Linked DNA regions of Homo sapiens: region 1 is linked to region 2. The links are chromatin loops, found by intact Hi-C in ENCODE. Cell type or tissue: GM12878. All regions are shown on one strand. Each heading gives the region's core, and the rest is flanking DNA. Links, peaks and the distances in the headings are about the cores only. Region 1 overlaps FHIT (fragile histidine triad diadenosine triphosphatase). Region 2 overlaps LOC105377114 (a long non-coding RNA gene).

The links. A loop is a pair of places that touch in the nucleus more often than their neighbours do. Peaks named below come from ENCODE experiments on the same cell type or tissue, not always from the same donor. Only the 100,000 strongest peaks of a DNase experiment are listed, where the experiment ranks them.
Region 1: a loop joins it to region 2, with 2.8 times the contacts of the local background. A loop is called at or near these places in 9 of 110 quality-filtered maps.

What each region holds. Positions count from the first base shown.
Region 1 is chr3:60,584,179-60,593,921 of GRCh38, reverse strand. All of the region lies in intron 4 of FHIT (fragile histidine triad diadenosine triphosphatase), which reads left to right. Among named protein-coding and RNA genes, the nearest start is that of MIR548BB, 29 kb to the left of the region's middle. In GM12878, for the core only: no CTCF peak of the experiment used is centred there; a DNase peak (open chromatin) is centred at 7,828.
Region 2 is chr3:61,367,025-61,377,209 of GRCh38, reverse strand. The region is part of intron 3 of LOC105377114 (a long non-coding RNA gene); the gene reads left to right. Among named protein-coding and RNA genes, the nearest start is that of FHIT, 120 kb to the right of the region's middle. In GM12878, for the core only: a CTCF peak has its summit at 5,877 (motif pointing right); no DNase peak of the experiment used is centred there.

The sequences.
Region 1 (9,743 bases), core at 6,817-9,316, 790 kb after region 2:
TGGTCTTAGAAATATTAATGCAGCCTCCCATCTCATAGGAATTAGTTTTTTTTGTGAAATAGAATTTGATTGACTTTCTGACCCACCAAGCATGTGGCAGGGGAGAAATGTTTTTCCACATTGGCTGTCTCTGAGTTCTTAATTCTAAAGATGTCAGCTTGGAGAAAGGGCAATTTGTTCCTAAAAGAGCTGTACCTGCATATCTGTCTGCTTTGTTCATAGGAGAGATCAATAGAATGGAGGAACAGATAGTCAGACATAGTGTCAGACAATTATTTGGAGGTGGCAGCCATTTGCAGTTAACATACGACTATAACATACTCCAAGAATATTTTCTTCTAAATCATTAAGCTAGTTATTATTTGCATTGAGCAGCAAAAGTTGAAAGTTGCCAATGTAGAAAGCTAAAATAGAGAACCCAGGGGCAGGGGGTGAAATCCTGGCTGTGAATGTTTTTCAACACTAATTTCAAGCCTGTTATTGTCCTGATAGAAACCCCAAATACCTTTCTTCAGTGATATGCATGCAAGTGTAAATTAATGTGCCAGAGAAAATTATTATAGAGAAGTGTCAGGTCACCTGGGCTAGTGCTATTCTTTGTAATATTATACAATATCAATCTACAGTAATACTTTTTTGCAGGCTAGTTGGAGGACAAAAAAGGATCTCCTGTCCTTATTCCTTATCAAAAGCAGTCTTGTATGTGGTGTTAAGGGTACAAAGTGAGAGAGTATAACTAAGTTTAACCAATAGAAGATTACATACTCAGAATGTATGTTCTAGTCAAAATGAAAGTGTGGGCTCTGCCCACTGAATGAAAGCCCACATTTTCCCCCTAGATGTTGGAGAAAGGTCTTCAGGATACCCAGCGATGGGCAGGCTTCTCTTTATGCCTGTCTGTGCCATCAATTTGAGGTCAAGCTTTGCTATTGCTGCTGTTGACTTCTTTCAAGCCAGGCACAGCCACTGGGACCTTTGCTATAACCATCAAGACAGTGCTATATCCCAGGCACAGGAACCCACTGTAAATCTTGCTAGATGAGGGGCTAGAAGAGAGGACAAGATCTCACGGAGGCTCTACTCACTCTCTCCAGACTCAGGCTACTTTCCTACTACCTCTGACGCTTACCTTTCTTGAATAATCCAGCTCTGTTTCTTCTGGGAGCCTGCACAACTGCCTAGAGGAAGGATTACATTTCTAACCTTCCTTGTTTCTAGGTGGGGTTGTATAATCAAATTCTGACAAGTGACAATGAGAAGTGATGGGCGCAACTTCTGGAACATGTCATTAAAGATTGGAAGCCTGCCCTGCCTCCATCCTGCTGCCCAGGCAGTGAATGGCATGGCTGGAATGCCATCTTGGGCTAGGAGAATAAGAACCATCACAGAGGTGGTAGAAGAGAATCTGAAAGCAGCCTGGGTTTTAGATGACCACGGTGCCAGTGGCCAGACAAGTTCTGGTCTGCTGGTCCTCAGACTTACATGAGCAAATTAGACCATGTCTGCTTAAGCCATTGTTATTTTTGTCTGTTGCAGATAGGTATACCTGATTTCTAACAAATAGACTAGATACATATTTTTTATTCGCATCTCCTTTAGTATTCTCAGTAAATTATCATGGTGTATCTATGATTTTATATATATATATATATAGAGAGAGAGTATATATAGTATATATATGGAATATATATAGTATATATATATATAGAGGTTACATATAGAGAATATATAGAGAGATAATATATATATAATAATATATATATTCTACCTAATTTTGATACAATGTGGAGTTCAAAATGTCTTAAGAATACATATAGCTTCTAATTTGATGATTATTTTGTTAAGATAAATCACTTTAACAGCTTTTCATTAAAGGGTAGTTTTGAAATCCGATTTTCTGTTTCTTTTTTCCCCACCTTAAATTCTGAAACACACTGGAAGCTGTTCTGACTGGCACATAGACCATGTAACCCAAATTAATCCCTGTTAATTCATTTTGGTATGGTCGGGGTAAATGCTCCCCGAACTCTCTCTTCTCCCAAAGCCACATGATTTGTGGGACTTTGGGAAGTGTGTACTGTAAGGTAGAGCCAGACAATTCTCCTCCAAATAGCCTAAGTTAGAGTGTGTCAAAACGGAATAATTTCTGTATGGAAAGCACCCTCTTCTGCCGTGTATTTGAACGAACAAACTAAAGAATGAATCTCAGAAGGCTCATTTCATTTTCCTCTCTGCCATTTTCATCTTGTTTCATAGTGTAACATATGGAAGAGCTACTAACTTTAGTCTTCCACGACATGGGGAGGGCCTGATGAATGTACCTGGATTTTGAATTGTTTTCCTATAAGGATTCAGCTTCATATGCTGGTTATTATGTGTGTGTTGGAATTTTATAGCAAGTGGATTTATACAGCCTAGTGGCTGTTTTTCCTTGTTGATATTCTTTGGGGACTTTGCTTGGAACTAGCTCCTGCTCTGGGGCTCCTTGCTGTCAAATAATGTAAACACCAAGGAAGGAAAATACGTCTCAGTCTGTTAAGTCCATCATCTTTCTCTAAGACTATCTCTCATTAGGTTTGGAAATTTTTGAGTAAAGAGAAGGTGGGCCTCCAAACTAGAGGGTCATGCTGTAGTTTAATGAGAGTGAGGGTTATTGGGAGGCAATTAGGGAGCAAAGTCTTCTAGGATCTGTTAAATGTCCACTTGGTTTTTCAGAGTTGGTGAAAATGTATTTGTAATGGAAAATATGTTTTAGTTTGTGGGGTGCTATGCTTTTCCTTTATTCTTATCAGTGGGCTTAGCTTTTCAGAAAGTTCTTTAGGGATTTTATGACATGAGAGCTGAACATATTCTAATCCTGGGCTGACTGTATTTCAGGTAGAAACGGTACTATTGCTGACTTTCATGGGGTTTAGGTGAACTTCTATGATTAAGCAATAGTATTTCCCTAATTCTGTCCATTTTTCCCCCCTGGATGAATCCTTCTTGGAAATCATATCAGTTTGCTTCCTCCTGGAAGCCTTCCCTGATTCCCTCAAGGCTTGATGAGGAGCCCTTTTTCTGTAATCCTGCCATAGCCTGTGCTCTGTCCCTTTGCGTTTAAGTCATCAGTTCAGTTGGCTGTGTCTTCCTAACTCGAGTGCAGGGTCTCTGCCTCATTCACACTTGGAGCTGTGGTGCAACATGTGAGTGTGGAGTAAATATGCGTTGAATTAATGTATTTTTCTAGATGGACTTATTTTACTAATGGAATAAGATTTTTTAGGCATGCACACAGAAGTTGCAAAATAAATATTTGTTGATTGGCTTTCCAGTGCTTAAGTAATTCCCCGCTGCAAGGCAGCCACCTCTAAAACTCATTAATGGTTTTGGATATTATTTATAACATTAAAACAGTTTTCTGAAAGTGCATATATATTATGCCCTGTTTCCTCCTAAGTGCATGGACTCTATGAAAAATAAACAATACATCAATAACATCCTAAGAATTACTGGAAGAAACAGCATGTTGTCTGTTATTCTCTGGGGGTGGAGTGTAAAAGTGGTGGGCAAGGAGGGGTTCTAGTTTGCTGCTGTGGCGATTAGTAACAGCATTTGTAGTATGAATTTTGATTAACTTTTGAATCCATGAAGCAGACCACTGAGTCTGTGAGTAGATGTCATTTGAATTAGATCTTTGATGTCCGCCAAGGTGGTCTGATCTGAAGCGTTCCACAGAGTTCCTCCCTTCTTGCAGACTTGAGCAAGAAAAATTTGGTTCATAATATTTAAAAAAATTTCTAATTGAATTACAATTTTAAATCGTTAACTTATTAGAGAAAAATTATTTTGCAATTTATTTTTAAAACTTGGAAGAGTAAAATTAAAAGAGGACTCCTTCCAGCAGTCTTGTAGATGTGTCCTCTCTTGGAGGCATCACTGTTCACCTGTGTTAGCAGGCCCAGAAACTAAAGTTTGTAAATTTACCCAGAGTTGAAGAGGGTCAAGGCCACAGATTCATACTTACCTAATGCATAAGAAGATGATAAATTAGAATGCCAATGTATTCATTCTCCAGGAGAAATATAGCTGCCAAGTTACATTCATGTTTGCTGGTCAGCACTTTCTCCAGTAAGAAGTCGAAGTGGCAAATTAAATCACAATCAAAAATATACTGCTTTGGTGAAGGTGTGGGGGAAACAAGTAGTATCATATACTATTAATAGAAGTTTAAATTGCTACAACTTCCTGGGAGGGAAAATTTGGCAATATCTCAAAAGTGCCTGTATCCTTTGCCCTTGCCATTTTGCTTCCACAGAGTTATCTTAAAAATATATCCCCCGACGTGGACAAAGCCATATGAAGAAGAGTGTTCCTTATAGCATCATTTCTATTAGCAAAGGATTAGAAAAAGTCTAAATGTTTATTAAAGTGAACTGGTCAAATACATGGACTGTGATGATGTTCAAAAGAACGATGTAAATGTGTATGTACTGTGGAGAATGGCCTCCAGGATATGTTATTCTGGGAAAAGTGAAGGAGAGAACTGTGTGTATAATGGGCTTCCTCCCTTTGTATTAACAGGGAGGAGTTCACACAAATACAAGTGATTGGTTCTACAAAGTGTGTTTCTGAAGTGCCAGAAAGAAGTGGTTGGGCCTGGAAGGAAAACTCACTTTTCACTCCACGTGCTTTGCATCTGTTTGAATGTGTTGCCCTGTGCTTATTACCTTGTGCTTACATTGGGTTATACTTTTTCTCTCTCTATATAAAAAGGTTAATTTGACATTCAAATAGTTTCTCTATTTAAATCTAAAATTAGCACCAAGGAAGGTGGTCTTGTTACATAACCCTGTTGCTGAGTCACCTGTGACTCCAACGGGTGAGTCACCTGCCCGGTAGAACCCATAGGCTCCAACGAGGAGTCTTTCTCAGGAGAATGTCTTTATTCTTTCCTGGACTCATGCAGTCATTGTCTCACATATGTGTCATCATCATATTTATGACCAATTTTTCCTGGAGCTAAATGCTGAATTCTTAAACTTGGGAAACTTCTGACTTCCATAAGCAACACATATACAAGTCACTTCTTAGGGTAAGGTGAATCTGGTGTAAATTACAATCACCAGGACAGGCATGATGGCTCACACCTGTAATCCCAACACTTTGGGAAGCTGAGGCCAAGAGGATCACTTGAGCTTGAGAGGTTGAGGCTGTAGTGAGCCATGATCATGCTACCGCACTCCAGCCTAGGCAACAGAGCAAGACCCTGTCTCAAAAATAAATGAATTAAAAAAATTATAGTCACGAGAGGAGTGTGTGCAAATGCAGTCTTGGATCCCACCCCAGAGGTTCTGAATCAGTTGGTCTGGAGTGGGCTCAGGGACCCCCAGCCTGAGAAGATTCTAATGCAGATGATCTCTATACCCTTCCTTCCCTCCTTCCATTCCTCTCTCCCTCCTTCGATTCTTTTTCTCCCTTTCTCCTTCCCCTCTCTTTCTCCTTCCCCTCTTTATTTTCTTCTCTTCCTTTGAGAATTTTAGAGAGTGGCATTTTTCACATTCCGTACTTAGATTTCAGTCATTTGACTGTTTGTTCTTCCTTTATTGAAGATATATATTTTAAAGAAATCAGTAAATTGTTAGTAACTTCATTTGTTCTGTGTCAGTTGATCTTTAGTGGATATAGGGAGAAAAGAAAATGAAAATATGATCAAGTTCAGCTGCCTTAAGGGCTGAGAGAATGGCCCTTCCAAGTGCTCAGCTTGTAATGAGACCCAGATTATTATGCATAATCATCTCAGCCTAAATCCTTCTTGGTCCACGTGAATGATGGAAGATGGTAATTTGTCTCTAAGAGCAAGGAAGAAAGAACATTTGAGTTAAGTTATGGACAGCTGACCTTTGTTTTTAATCACAACTGCTTTTAAATGGTAATAGCTAGGGAAAAGGCATGACAGAAGAGTGGTGGAAGGGAAAAAAAAAAGGAGAAGGGGCATTGCATGATCTTTGGAGTCAGGCAGACTTGCCTCCTGATACAGATTCTACCCCAGCCAGGCTGTGTGATCTTTGACATGAGACGGAACTTCTCTGTGCCAAGTCTGTGAAATCAGGATAATAAGACAACCGATGTTACCATGGTCAGAGGATAAAATAAAAATATAGGCATACAGCCTAGCATAGTGCCTGGCATTAGCAGAAGCTCAATAAATAGTGGTTAATTATATTAATAAAGCAGCAGGTAATGGAGGTAGAAATAACTACATGGGCTTGTTAGTGGAACTGCGTGGCTTCTAAGGGCCTTCATCCTCACTGTCAGGTTTTACGCCTCAACTGTAGGGACAAAAGACATTTCTCTAAATTCCTTTCTTTATCCCGGTGAATATCAGGTGATTACTTTTTTCTCTTTTTGAGTTTTTTTTAAATTTTATTTTAAGTTCCAGCATACAAGTAAAGAACAAGCAGGTTTGTTACATGTTACATATGTGTGCCATGGTGGTTTACTGAACCTACCAACCCATCATCTAGGTTTTAAGCCCTGCATATATTAGCTATTTGTCCTAATGCTCTCTCTTCCCTTGCTCCCCACCCGCCAACTGGCCCCAGTGTGTGATGTTCCCCTCCCAGTGTTCATGTGTTCTCATTGTTCAGCTCCCACTTATGAGTGAGAACATGTCGTGTCTGGTTTTCTGTTCCTGTGTTAGTTTGCTGAAGATGATGGTTTCCAGCTTCATCCACGTCCCTGCAAATGACATTATCTCATTCCTTTTTTGGCTGCATAGTATTCCGTGGTGTATATATACTACTTTTTCTTTATCTAGTCTGTTATTGATGGGCATTTGGGTTGGTTCCATGATTACTTTTCTGATAGAGAGCTTAGATGGAAGGAAATAATTTTTTAATAAATTTGTAATCCTAGGCAGGATGTTTGAATTTTTTAAAATTTTTATTTTAGGTTCAGGGGTACAGGTGCAGGTTTGTTACATAGGTAAACTCATGTCATGTGGGTTTATTGTACAGTTTATTTCATCACCCAGGTACTAGGCATAGTACCTAATAGTTATTTTTTTTGCTCCTCTTTCTCCTCCAACCCTCTGCCCTCAAGCAGGTCCCATTGTCTATTGTTCGCCTCTTTGTATCCATGAGTTTTCATCATTTAGCACCTAGTTATGAGTAAGCTCATGCAGTATTTGGTTTTCTGTTCTTGCTTTGGTTTTCTAAGTATAATGGCCTCCAGCTCTATCCACATTTCTGCAAAAGACGTGATCTTGTTCTTTTTTTATGGCTGCATAGTATTCCATGGTGTATATATACAACATTTTCTTTATTCAGTCTATCATTGCTGGGCATTTAGGTTGATTCCATGTCTTTGCTTTTGTGAATAGTGCTGCAGTGAACATACTTGTGCATGTGTCTTTATGGTAGAATGATTTATATTTCTCTGGGTTTATATCCAGTAAGGGGATTTCTGGGTTGAATGATAGTTCTGTTTTTACCTCTTTGAATTTCTAAAGTCTCCAGCTGACACTTCTTTGCTGAAGGTGAAGCTCAGGTTTTTGTTGTTGTTTTTATCTCTAACTTTAAACTTTGCTGGATAAGAGCACATCTGTCTATTTTGATGAGTCAATGATCAAGTCATGGAAACTATCAAATAGACTGGGGGGAGGTTATTTCACAGGATTGCTGTCCTCCTACCCTGCTTACCTTTATTTATTCATTTTGACAGGATCTGGAAATAGATGTAAAAGAACTCAGCAGTTTCTATTGCTCATTTTACTGCAGCCAGTGTGCTCATGTGAGAGGGATCTCAGATGATTTCCCCCTTTCTCTGTGGTTCCACTTTTGGTGCCTATATGCAAATCTCAGCTGTGTCTTATAAACCAGCATTCTTGAAAGTGTGCTTCGTGGGATACTAGTCCAATGAGATTCTCCATGAGAAGAAAATTCTTTTGTTTTAAAATGTATGGATAATACTGTATGTTCTAATGCCCTACTTGGAGAGTTCTGATGTACATTAATATACTAAGGGCTCTGAGAAGTCCCCAAGGAGTGAAAACCCACATCTCCCAAATTTATCCAAATCTGGAATTAAAAAAAATAGTAAAACAACTGTAATAATGCCTATAATAGTGTTTCACAGAACCCACTTTGGGAAATATATTTTCATTGACAATGAAAGGGTCCTAGGTAATTGATTCTGTCCTATGACTTATGAACAGATCAAGAAGGAAAAATAGATGACCGGAAGGTGTGTTTCAAAAAGAAACTGGAGTTAGAATTTACATAGTGAAATGTTAACTTTATGTTGAGTTGTGCCTTTGGGTACCAAGCCTGGTTGAATTGGTAGGTCCACTCTGTTGACTCAGTATTGATAGGTCTTTCTTGCTTTCACTGCAAGATTTTTTAAGTCTTGGAATTTCATTAAATATTTTGTTGCAGAATGTGTAACAAGCTTTGGATCTGAATGAAAAATAACATCATGTGAGTCTATGAATAAATAATTGAAATTGTCTATGAATAACTTAAGGGTGACTACCACTACAGCTTTACAATGTAAAGAGTTTCAGTAAACTCTAACAAAATGCACCTGTGTCTGACTCCAAAAATTGCTTTCTGAAGATTGTAGAGGTAGATTTATTTGAATCTACGTATCTCTGATTACGCATGAATGTGTTGTATCGTTTCAGGAGCATTCAAGTCCTGGATATCCTTTTCTAAAGCTTAGAAATTTTCAGAATTAGTTATAGGCCACTCAGCTTCAGCTTACTCTCACATGAACTATTGTCATATTTATTGACAAATAGGGAGGGATATAATCCCTTTTTAGATATTCCAGCTCACCTAGTAGCTATAAATGTTCTCTTTTATTTTCTAATCTTGCAGAAGTAGAGGGAAAGGATTGTATTAAAATAGTTTTGTTGATGCCTGAAGTGATGCAAAACTAAGATGAAGGCAGCAAATGCAGAAAAAATAAATTCAAAATGATTTGTTTAGATTAGGTTTATGGGCTCATGTAGTTTAGTGGAGTGAGACCAGGAACCAGAAATAATCAGAGAGCCTCTTGCTTAAAAACAAATAATATATAGTTCAGGAACATTAGAACATTGCTAGATATTACATTGTAAGGATCTTCATTCAGTAGTAGCAAAAATAAAAAAGGGAATAGGCTCATGGATAATTAGCATGATGCAGAAGTGAAAATGGCACCTCTTGGATCACAGTTGTACAATGCAGTGCAGGACTTTGTAACTTCTTTCCTTTTGTCCATGTTAGATGAACACATAAAATTACAGAAGATAATTGAAGATAAAAGATTCTGATAAATTTCTGATCCTATGCAAAAATGATTGAACTCCTTAGTCTCCAGTTGACCATATTTAATATAAAAGGGGAATGCATTTGGGATTCCAAAGGGAGTAGTAACTCAAGGATGATCTAAAATGGTGATTAATCCTAAATACATTTGTTTATTACTTGGGGAAATTCTTTCCTTTCCCTGAACCCACAGTTACTGCCACCGCCACCGCAGCTCACAAGGGTTGTATGTGTGTATGTGTAAAACAGATCTAAGAGGAGTTTGTCTGTTGGAAAGGGGTAATGGATAGAGGTATGCTGGCCAATGTTTAACAATTGCTCTCAGAGGGGAAAAAAAGCCTAATTTGTAACACTTGTGAATACACATTTCTGAATTTCTGTGGTGCTGATGCTCCCACCATGGCCAATTTCAGGTTATCAACTCATGTCAACTGGCTCACAAAATGCTGA
Region 2 (10,185 bases), core at 4,338-6,837:
TCTAAGTACACATGTGCTAAAAAATGTGGACAAGAGCCAGGTGTGGTGGCTTATGCCTGTAATCCCAGCACTTTGGGAAGCTGAGGTGGGCAGATTGAGCTCTGAAGTTCGAGACCAGCCTGGGCAACATAGTGAAACCTCGTCTCTACTAAAACAAAAAATTAGCCAGGCAGTGGTGGTGCACGCCTGTAAACTCAGCCTCTAGGCTGAGGCACTAGAATCACTTGAACCCAGGAGGCAGAGGTTCCAGTGAGCTGAGTTCGTGCCACTGCACTCCAGGCTGGGCAACAGAGCAAGACTGTCTCAAAAAAAAAAAAAAATCAACAGCAACAAAAAACTGGACAAGAATGTTCAGTATCACTTTACTCTTAATAGCCCCAAACTGAAACAACCCAAATGTCCCTAGATGGGTAAATAATTTGTGACATTGGCATACAATAGAATATTATAAATTAACTTTTTAAAAAGCAACTACTGTACAAACAAAATTATGGATGAATCTTACAGACATAATGTTGAGGGGAACATCTAGAAAGAAAAGAAGTACATTCTTCATGATCCAATTTATTTGGAAGTAAATAAAATTAACCAACAGTGATGAAGGTCAGAACAGTGGTTACTTGTTGAGGAGGTAATGACCAGGAGGGGCAACAGGGAGCCTTCTGTGGTGCTGGTGGTGTTCTATATCTTGATATCATTTGTGGTTACAGGAGTGTGCCCACTTTGCCAAGATTCATTAAGCCCTTAGGATTTAGGTGCTTAACTGTATGACTATTACATATTAATAAAAAAGTCAAACCCACAAATGCCCTGGAAACCTGAATTTCAAATTAAAACATGTTTTCACTCAGCTTTATAGTATTGATACAAACTATAGCATATTTTTTGAGTGGGGGACAGAGTCTTGCTCTATCACCCAGGCAGGAGTGCAGCGGTGCAATCTCGGCTTACTGCAACCTCCACCTCCTGGGTTCGAGTGATTCTCATGTCTCAGCCTTCCGAGTAGCTGGGATTACAGGCCAGCACCACCATGCCTGGCTATTTTTTTCTGTATTTTTAGTAAAGATGGGGTTTCGCCATGTTGTCCATGATGGTCTTGAACTCCTGGGCTCAAGAGATCCACCCACCTCGGCCTCCCAAAGTGCTGGGATTATAGGCGTGAGCCACTGCACCCAGCCTATAGCATAATGTTTTTGTAAAAGTTCTATAAGTTGTAGAAACTGAAATTCCAACTAATGTATTGTTCTAACATAATAGAAAGATTTTATTTTATTTTATTTTATTTACATATTTTTGAGACAGAGTCTTGCTTTGTCACGACCAGGCTGGAGTGCAGTGATGCGATCTCAGCTCACTGCAACCTTCTCCTTGTGGGTTTAAGTGATTCTCAGGCTGACTCCTGAGTACAGGCGTGCACCACCACACCTGGCTAATTTTTGTATTTTTAGTAGAGACGGGGTTTCACCATGTTAGCCAGGCTGGTTTTGAACTCCTGACTTCAAGTGATCCCCCTGCCTAGACCTCCTAAACTGTTGGGATTACAGGCGTGAGCCACGGCGCCTGGCAATAGAAAGATTTTAGTGTCCACTTGTGTGTGTGTGCATCCTTTAAAAATCAATAGATATATAGAATGCTCTTATTAGAAAACATCTGCACTATACTTTAATAACTAATTAATTGGTCTTCCATTCTTAGGGATTTATGCTCTGCATGAACAGATCCGAGGAGACCAGTTACAATTATTGTACAAACTAAGGCCAAATTAGGCAGTAGACTCTCCTGATGTTCTAATATTTTGAAATGTAGAAGGAACTGTTTGAATGCCTAATAAGGCTTTTACAAATTTTGGGACTTCATGATCAAAGCAAACTACAATTAATACTCATGGAAGATTAACTAAGAGAAAAATGCAAAGGTGAATCAATATCCTTGAGAGAAGACTGAGAAATAGAGCAAGCCAGCAAGGGTTTTAGAGCCTACAGGATTCCTCTTTTCAAATAGTAATTATATATATATTCAAACATTCTCTCTCTTTCCCCCTCTCTCTCTCTCTCTCCACACACACACACACACACACACACACACACACACACACACACACTCTCACAACTCTGCAAGATACTCTTGTTATCCTCCTATTTCATGGATATAGAAGCTGAGGCTTAGAGAGATTATGTTGTTCAACTCAGGACACCATGTCCGTGAGTGGAGGGTCCATTATTTAAATATAGATATGGCCAACTCTATAGCCCATGCTTTTATTCACTCCTATTCACAGCAGTATTTCTTGAAGTATGAATTATGCCACCTGCATCCAAATAGCAGGGGAAGCTTGTCAAGTATTCATTCCCAGGTGCCCAGTGCAGCTGGAGTTTCTGAAGTTGGAGCTTATGAGTCTCCATGTTTCTTAAGGGCTCTGAAGGTTGAGAAAAACCGCTTCGGTTTTGCTGTCATGATTTTGAATAGGAGTGGGACATTTTGTCCAAACCCAACTTAGCAAGTACCAAGTTTACTCAAGTATCAAATAATAGAAGAGAATAATGCTCCTTAAGTGTGTACATGCTGTTGTTGTCGCACACAATTCCTCTCCCATTCACTAGCATTTTACCTGAGATTTTCAAGAGTGTAGATGTTTTCTAACCATTTTCAAGCTGTTGAGTGCAGTATACACAAAGGAAACATTGAGTTTGTTTAAATAAACATTTGTAACTCCCAAGAAGAGTATGTGCCTATTGATTGTTTCCACTACATTCTAAATATTAAGTTGAAGCAATACATTAATCAGAGGGACCATTATTCTGCCTACGCTGTTCTCTGTATCAAACCCCTTGAGACTGGTTGAAATACCAAATATGATGTGGCATGTGTTTCTTCAGTAAAAGATAGAAGACAAAAAACGATGTGAAAACAATCAAATAATATGTAACGGCTGATTCTTTCAGCCTTAATGAAGTTATTAGGATGTTTCCTTCTCCAAAGCCTTACTTTCTTTAAAAAAATGAAAGGAAGATGGGAAAGGGGTAAATAGAGGTTGTTAAAGCTTAAACTTTGCATTTTCTCCCCTCTCAGTTTTTAGAAACAATATTGAAAATTTGAAAATTTCTTGGTACAGGGACAGAAAAACAACAGTAAATAATTAAGAAGCTGAGTCATTAGGGATGTGAAGTGCAGTCAGACTTGGGTTTGAGGCCAGCTCTTCTACTGAGCATTAGGATCTTCGGTGAGTTCCTTATCATCTCTCTTCAGTTTCCTCCTCCTTAAGTATAATAAGAATGGGACTTATTTCATGGGGCTCAGAATCCCCTTTACATGAAATAATTGCATGCGCGATGGATAGTACAGTGCCTGGAACATAGTAAGCATATAAAAGTCATTAGCTATTATTGTAACTGCTATTGTCTGTTTCTTCTATGATACTTACCATTTATGTTGAATGAAAACTTCCTTTAATAGAAACTAAATATGAAATGTACTATTAGAAATTTCGTGAGTTCAGGAACTTATGAAATAAAAATAACAAGAGGCCATTTAACAACATTTCCAGGCTTGTGTGATTTTAAGGGATCTGCTGCGCCAGGTGTATGCTGCCTTAAACAAGTTCCTTATTGTTTCCTGGATTGTGCTGCTGTAAAGGTTTCTTCTGTTTTCTTCCAGAGCCAGAGTTGCTGGTTTCTTTTCTGTACATTAGCAACTCCCACACCGCTCAGATATAAGGTTTGAGAACCAAAAATAAAGTTGTCTTGTGATACCGAGGAAAAGTTGATAGAAATGAGGTTAGCTTGTCAGTCTGGTATGTTTTCTGAAGATCTCTTCATTCTAGTTCTATTACTATGTGCGGAATTACCATAGTGATTTTTTTCTCTACTAAAAATAAAATTTCCTCCTATATATAGAATGTGTGTTTAGTACAGAAGAATTGAAAAAAATAGAAAAGTAGAAATATGAAAACGAATACTTTCTAATTCTAACAAAAATTAGAGTTAACACTTTGGATTGCTTCATTATAGACTTATTTTTTCTTCCATGGAGATATATATATATATATCTCCATGGAAGAAATACATATATATGTATATATTTCTCATTAACAAGCAAAACTGTGTATAGAGATTTGTATCTGTCTTTTCTCCCTAAGGTATCTTCATAGATATCTCCTATCATAGTATATTTTCCCAATTTAGTTTCTTTTTATTGACATGAAAAATATTTTTAAAGACAGGTCTACCACTCAGGTGTGATTATATTATATTTTAGACATAATTTTTTACTAATTCACTTAGTCATCAAATTTTTATAATGCACTTACTACTCAAAAAGCACTAGACCGTAACTTTTTGTGGACAGGAACTTTGGTCATGTCCACCTCTATCTCCAGTTTCTAGTACTGTGCCTGGGAGGTAGAGATGTGCAGCAGATGTTATTGAACAAATGATTATTGAGTAAACACTTGTTAGTATATCCCTTACCTCAACTAGGGGTTGAAGTTTTCAAAAAAGTCACACTGCTGTCACGAAAGTGTATCTGAGCCAACTCTGTGTTGGATTCTGAAGTGTGGGGGTGACAGGCTTGACTCAGTGAATAGCTTTTTTTTTGTTCCAAGGTCTGGGGGAAAGGAGATCCAGACTCAACTTGTTTTATGGTTTTTAAAATGGAAAAAAAGGATCTTTGCCGATGGCATTTGTGTGTATTTGTGCGCGTGTTTGTGTGTGTGTGTGTGTGTGCACATGGATGTATATAAAAATATACTTTCAAGGCCTGACCCCATGGCACACACCTGTTATCTCAGCACTTTGGGAAGCCAAGGAGGGCAGATTGCTTGAGTTAAGGCTCAGGCATTTGAGACCAGCCTGGGCAACATGGAGAAACGTCGCCTCTACTAAAAATACAAAAAAGTAACTGGGCTTGGTGGCACACGCCTGTAGTACCAGCTACTTGGGAGGCTGAGGTGGGAGTATGGCTTGAGCCTGGGAGGTCGAGGCTGAGTGAGCTGAGATCACACTGCTGTACTCCCGCCTCGGCAACAGAGTGAGACTCTGCCTCAAAAAAACAAAACAAAACAAAACAAAACAAAACAAAACAAAACAAAACAAGTTCTTTCAAAGAAGCTCTTCACATACATATTTATTTTTTGAACAGAAGTATATTTGCATTTGGTCTGCTGAGACCTCTCAAATTACTTCCATAACCTCCCCTCAATGTTCCATCGGTCTTCCAAATACTAAGAACACAGCACTCTCATAGCAAAATGCTTCATAGGTCAACTCAAGCTGGAGCTAGGCAGAAAGTGGTTTCCAATCTGAAAAGGTAATTTCCTTTCTAAGATTTAAGATTAAAAAATAATTGAGGCCCAGGAAGATGGTCTGTCCTATAAGAAAAATGACTTCTTCCCTCGTGACACTTTCTTGTTGGAGGTGAGTTCAGAGTAGAAGTTGGCTGGGAATGTGTGTAGCCTGAGCAGATGGAAGTGGGGGTATGGAGTGGGACCCAATTCCAAACTCATTTAGGTCAACTCATTGAAACAATCATAATCTGTAGGAAGTCCTACAGCACAGACTCTGGCAATATTTCCATGCCCTTGGTCTCATCCCTGTGCCTGTAAAATATACTTATTATGCTATGACTTTTCTGTCTGTGTAACAGGGATGGACATACTTGTAATGTTTCTTTGTTACCTCCGTATTATATTGTTTTTAGGGTTAAATCCAGAAGGAGTAGTGCTGGCTCTCTTGGTTGGAGAAAAGTGCCTAACAGCCACTGCATTACTACTATTTTTAAAATGTTTGATATGTTTTTATCAAAGTAATATGCACACATGTTTAAAAAGCTGTACAGAAAGACTTGTCATGAATGCAGTTGTCCCCTGCTCTGTCCCCTCCCCACCACCAGAGGGAGACCCTTTTAACCATTTCTGTTTTCAAGTGATTACCTTAGTATCTCTAAATGATATTCATTTCCTACTATTTTTTAATTGTTCCAATTGCATTGTCAACTGCTGACTCCTCAGAAGGACCATCAGAAAAGCCTGTTGACCAAGCAAAGCTGAGTTTTTAGACTTATTCCAGTAGGGAGAACACGTTCATAGACTTCTAGTCGTGTCTCAGAAGGAAGAGGTCAGGGAAAGATATCTGTAGAGTTTAGGGTGATTTTTCAGGCTAGTCTTGCAAAGCAGAAACTGATTGGAATTGGGCTGAGGTTATGGCATACTAATTTTTGATTGGTGGGAAAAAGGTGAAACTTTGAACCAAATGTTGATGTTAGTTTTGATAAGTAAGCTATTTAATTAGTTGACAGTCTAATCTTCCAGGAGTAGTTATTCTTTGGAGCAAAGAACTGAGTAATTTATTGTTTTGTCCCAGTATTGTTTAGCATAGAAACAGAAGGCAAGTTTAGTATGCGTTCCTAGGACAGTGTTGAGTAACTTTTTGCTATGATCATGAAGATTGAATCAGATTATTATTATTATTTATTTTTTAGAGGCAGAATCTTGCTCTGCCACCCAGGCTGGAGTACAGTAGGGCAATCATAGCTTACTACAGCTACAAACTCCTGGGCTCAAGCGATACACCACCTCAGCCTCCTGAGTAGCTGGGACTACAGGCATGTACCATCATGCCCTGCTAATTTGAATTAGATGATTTATACCTCCCACCACTCCACTTCTTATTCTTCAAAACTAGCCCATTCCTTCAATGACCAACTCTACTCATGCAAGCTAGAAACTTAAGCTTCCTATTCTTTGCTCCATCACCACAGGTAGCATCTCTTTACCATCCCTTCCCTCAAGCCCCAGTTTTGTAGGATGGATTTGTTCTATGATTCTTGATGATAAGGAAACTCATATTTCTTTAGTTTGCCAAATTAAATAACATCTAACTCAGACCTCACCAGTCTACTTGGCATGATGCCTAATCAGAGTTATTTCGGGTACCCCCTCCCCTCAGGGCTGGAAAATGGTTCCAGGGACTTAATGAGTATTAAGAAAAATCAGGGTACTGGGCTTGATACCTGGGTGATGAAATAATATCCATGACAAATCTCTGTGACAAGTGTTTACCTATGTAACAAACCTTCATATGTACCCCCAAACCTAAACTAAAAGTTAAAATAAATAATTAATTAATTAAATTGATAAATAAATAAAAAGAAAACTCAATTAGTGGTGACTCTTTTTTTCTCTCTAATCTGGGTTCATTTCAGGGAGGTTGGTTCTGAAGCCCCTCTTTCTTCTCTTCCATGCCAGATGTGGCTGCTGGGACTTCATACCATCTTTTAACATTAAGCTTAGTGCTCAGTCCCCAGGGATTCACATACTTGCTCCATCAAAGCTCCTGTCAATCATAGGTAATGGGGCGTGCGTCTGCACTTTCACTGAGCCCTTTCATTCCCTGGTTTTGGGGTAATTCAGCTTTCTCTGGGTTCAGGTTATTTTCCATCACTTCAATTTTTGAGAACCTCCATCTCTGGCACTTCCAGTTCTAGCATTCTAATACATGTGGCAGTTAAGGCCACAGGCTCTGTTATCAGCCTTCCTGTGTTGAAATCATCATTTTCCCCAGACCTCTCTATGCCTTGGAGCTCCCTAAGCCTCAGTTTCCTGGCAAGTGAGAATGACAATAAATCCCTGCTGCATAAGGTTGTGGTGAGGAAGAAATAATGTAATTGTCATGAGGCATTCTTTGCACCATGCCTGGCACTTAGTAAACCTTCAGTAAAGGTCAACTATTCTTATAATTATTATATTGCTCTGTTATTTGAGGGATTTTTTTTTGTTTGAGATGGAGTCTCACTCTGTAACCCAGGCTGGAATCTCGCTCTGTAGCCCAGGTTGGAGTGCAGTGGCACAATCTTGGCTCATTGCAACTTCCAGCCTCTGGCTTCAAGGGATTTCCTCCTCATGCTCCTGAGTAGCTAGGACCACAGGTGCACATCGGGGTTTCACCACGTTGGCCAGGCTGGTCTTGAACTCCTGACCTCAGGTAATCTGCCTGCCTCGGCCTCCCAAAGTGCTGGGATTATAGGCTGAGCCACCATGCCTGGCCTAATTTGAGGTTTTTAAAAACAAAGTCTTCAAGTTTTCTCTGGGCAAGGGAAGCTCAGTACTCCAGTACATAAAGCCCTGGCTCCTTTCTAAGGAGGAGAAGAAAAGAATACGGTGAAAGTTAGGAAGAGATGATTTCTTAACCTGTTTACCCTGTCGCATTAGAAGCCTTGGCTTTATGATAGTACAGAGCTTCCCTAGATCAGGAGATGGCAAACTATAGCCTGCAGTGTTCCTTGTCTGATTTTACAAATATAGTTTTATTGGAACACAGCCACATCTGTTTAAGTTTTATTGTCGCTTAAAATCAGCTTTAGACTATGTAAATCTATGTATGACCCACAAACCTAAGATGCTTAATATCTGTTCCTTCAAGAAAATGTGTCTGGGCACAGTGGTCCATGCCTGTAATCCCAGCACTTTGAGAGGCTGAGGTGGGTGGATCAGGAGGTTAGGAGTTCAAGACCAGCCTGGCCAACATGGTGAAACCCTGTCTCTACCAAAAATACAAAAAAAAAAAAAAAAAAAAAATTAGCCAGGCACAGTGGTGGGCGCCTATAATCCCAGCTACTCTGGAGGCTGAGGCAGAAGAATTTCTTGAACCCAGGAGGCAGAGGTTGCAGTGAGTCGAGATCTTGACACTCCACTCTAGCCTGGGTGACAGAGGAAAACTTCGTCTCAGGAAAAAAAAAAAAAAGGAAAATGTTTGCTGATTCCTGGCTTAGACCATTTAGGTTGACTTAGAATTTAAGTTAAAGTACATTGAAGTTAAATGTGCATGGCTGAGTAGTGTGGGGTCAAGGAAACTACTCTGTGATGCTCAGCCTTCAAACAGAATGACATTGACAGGTCCTTCATGTTAACTGAGCAGGAAAGGCAAATAACTGAGTCAAGGAACATCCCCACTGCCTTCCATGTGTGCTGTAGCGGGCCTCCCAGAAGCTCCTTTGGATTCTGCCCTTACACATGGGCAAGAGAAAAATCCAACTTTTAAAGGACGCCATGTATTGTAAATATCCAAACACAAAGGTAGTTTTTCTTTTCACTCTTGAAAGAAAGTTGAGTAAACAGCAAGGAAGGAAGAAGGAGCTTTTAACCTAACTGGGCCAGTCTCCAGAGCCTGAGGATGCAGGGCCAAGGGCATGTAAGTGTGGCGGTATGGGGAGGGGTGACCTGGGAGGAGAAAATTACAGCCTCTGTGCTAGAAAACAGAGCTGCCTTTTTTCAAGTTGGCTGTCCCAAGTCACCCTAAGCAGATGTCCAGATAGACTGAGTTGCTTAGATAACTAGATGGTATCATTTCTTTGTTTGTTTATTTATTTATATTATACTGTAAGTTCTGGGGTACACGTGCACAAGGTGCATGTTTGTTACATATGTATACATGTGCTATGTTGGTGTGCTGCACACATTAACTCGTCATTTACATTAGGTATATCTCCTAATGCTATCTCTCCCCCATCCCCCCAACCCCATGACAGGCCCTGGTGTGTGATGTTCCCCACCCCATGTCCAAGTGTTCTCATTGTTCAATTCCCACCTATGAGGGAGAACATGGTGTTTCTAGTTCTAGATCCTTGAGGAATCACCACACTGTCTTCCACAATGGTTGAACTAGTTTACAGTCCCACCAACAGTGTAAAAGTGTTCCTATTTCTCCACATCCTCTCCAGCACCTGTTGTTTCCTGACTTTTTAATGATCGCCATTCTAACTGGTGTGAGATGGTATCTCATTGTGGTTTTGATTTGCGTTTCTCTGATGACCAGTGATGAGAGCATTTTTTCATGTGTCTTTTGGCTGCATAAGTGTCTTCTTTTGAGAAGTGTCAGTTCATATCCTTTGCCCACTTTTTGATGGGGTTGTTTGATTTTTTTCTTGTAAATTTGTTTAAGTTCTTTGTAGATTCTGGATACTAGCCCTTTGTCAGATGGGTAGATTGTAAAAATTTTCTCCCATTCTGTAGGTTGCCTGTTCACTCTGATGGTAGTTCCTTTTGCTGTGCAGAAGCTCTTTAGTTTAATTAGATCCCATTTGTCAGTTTTGGCTTTTGTTGCCATTGCTTTTGGTGTTTTAGTCATGAAGCCCTTGCCCATGTCTATGTCCTGAATGGTATTGCCTAGGTTTTCTTCTAGGGTTTTTATGGTT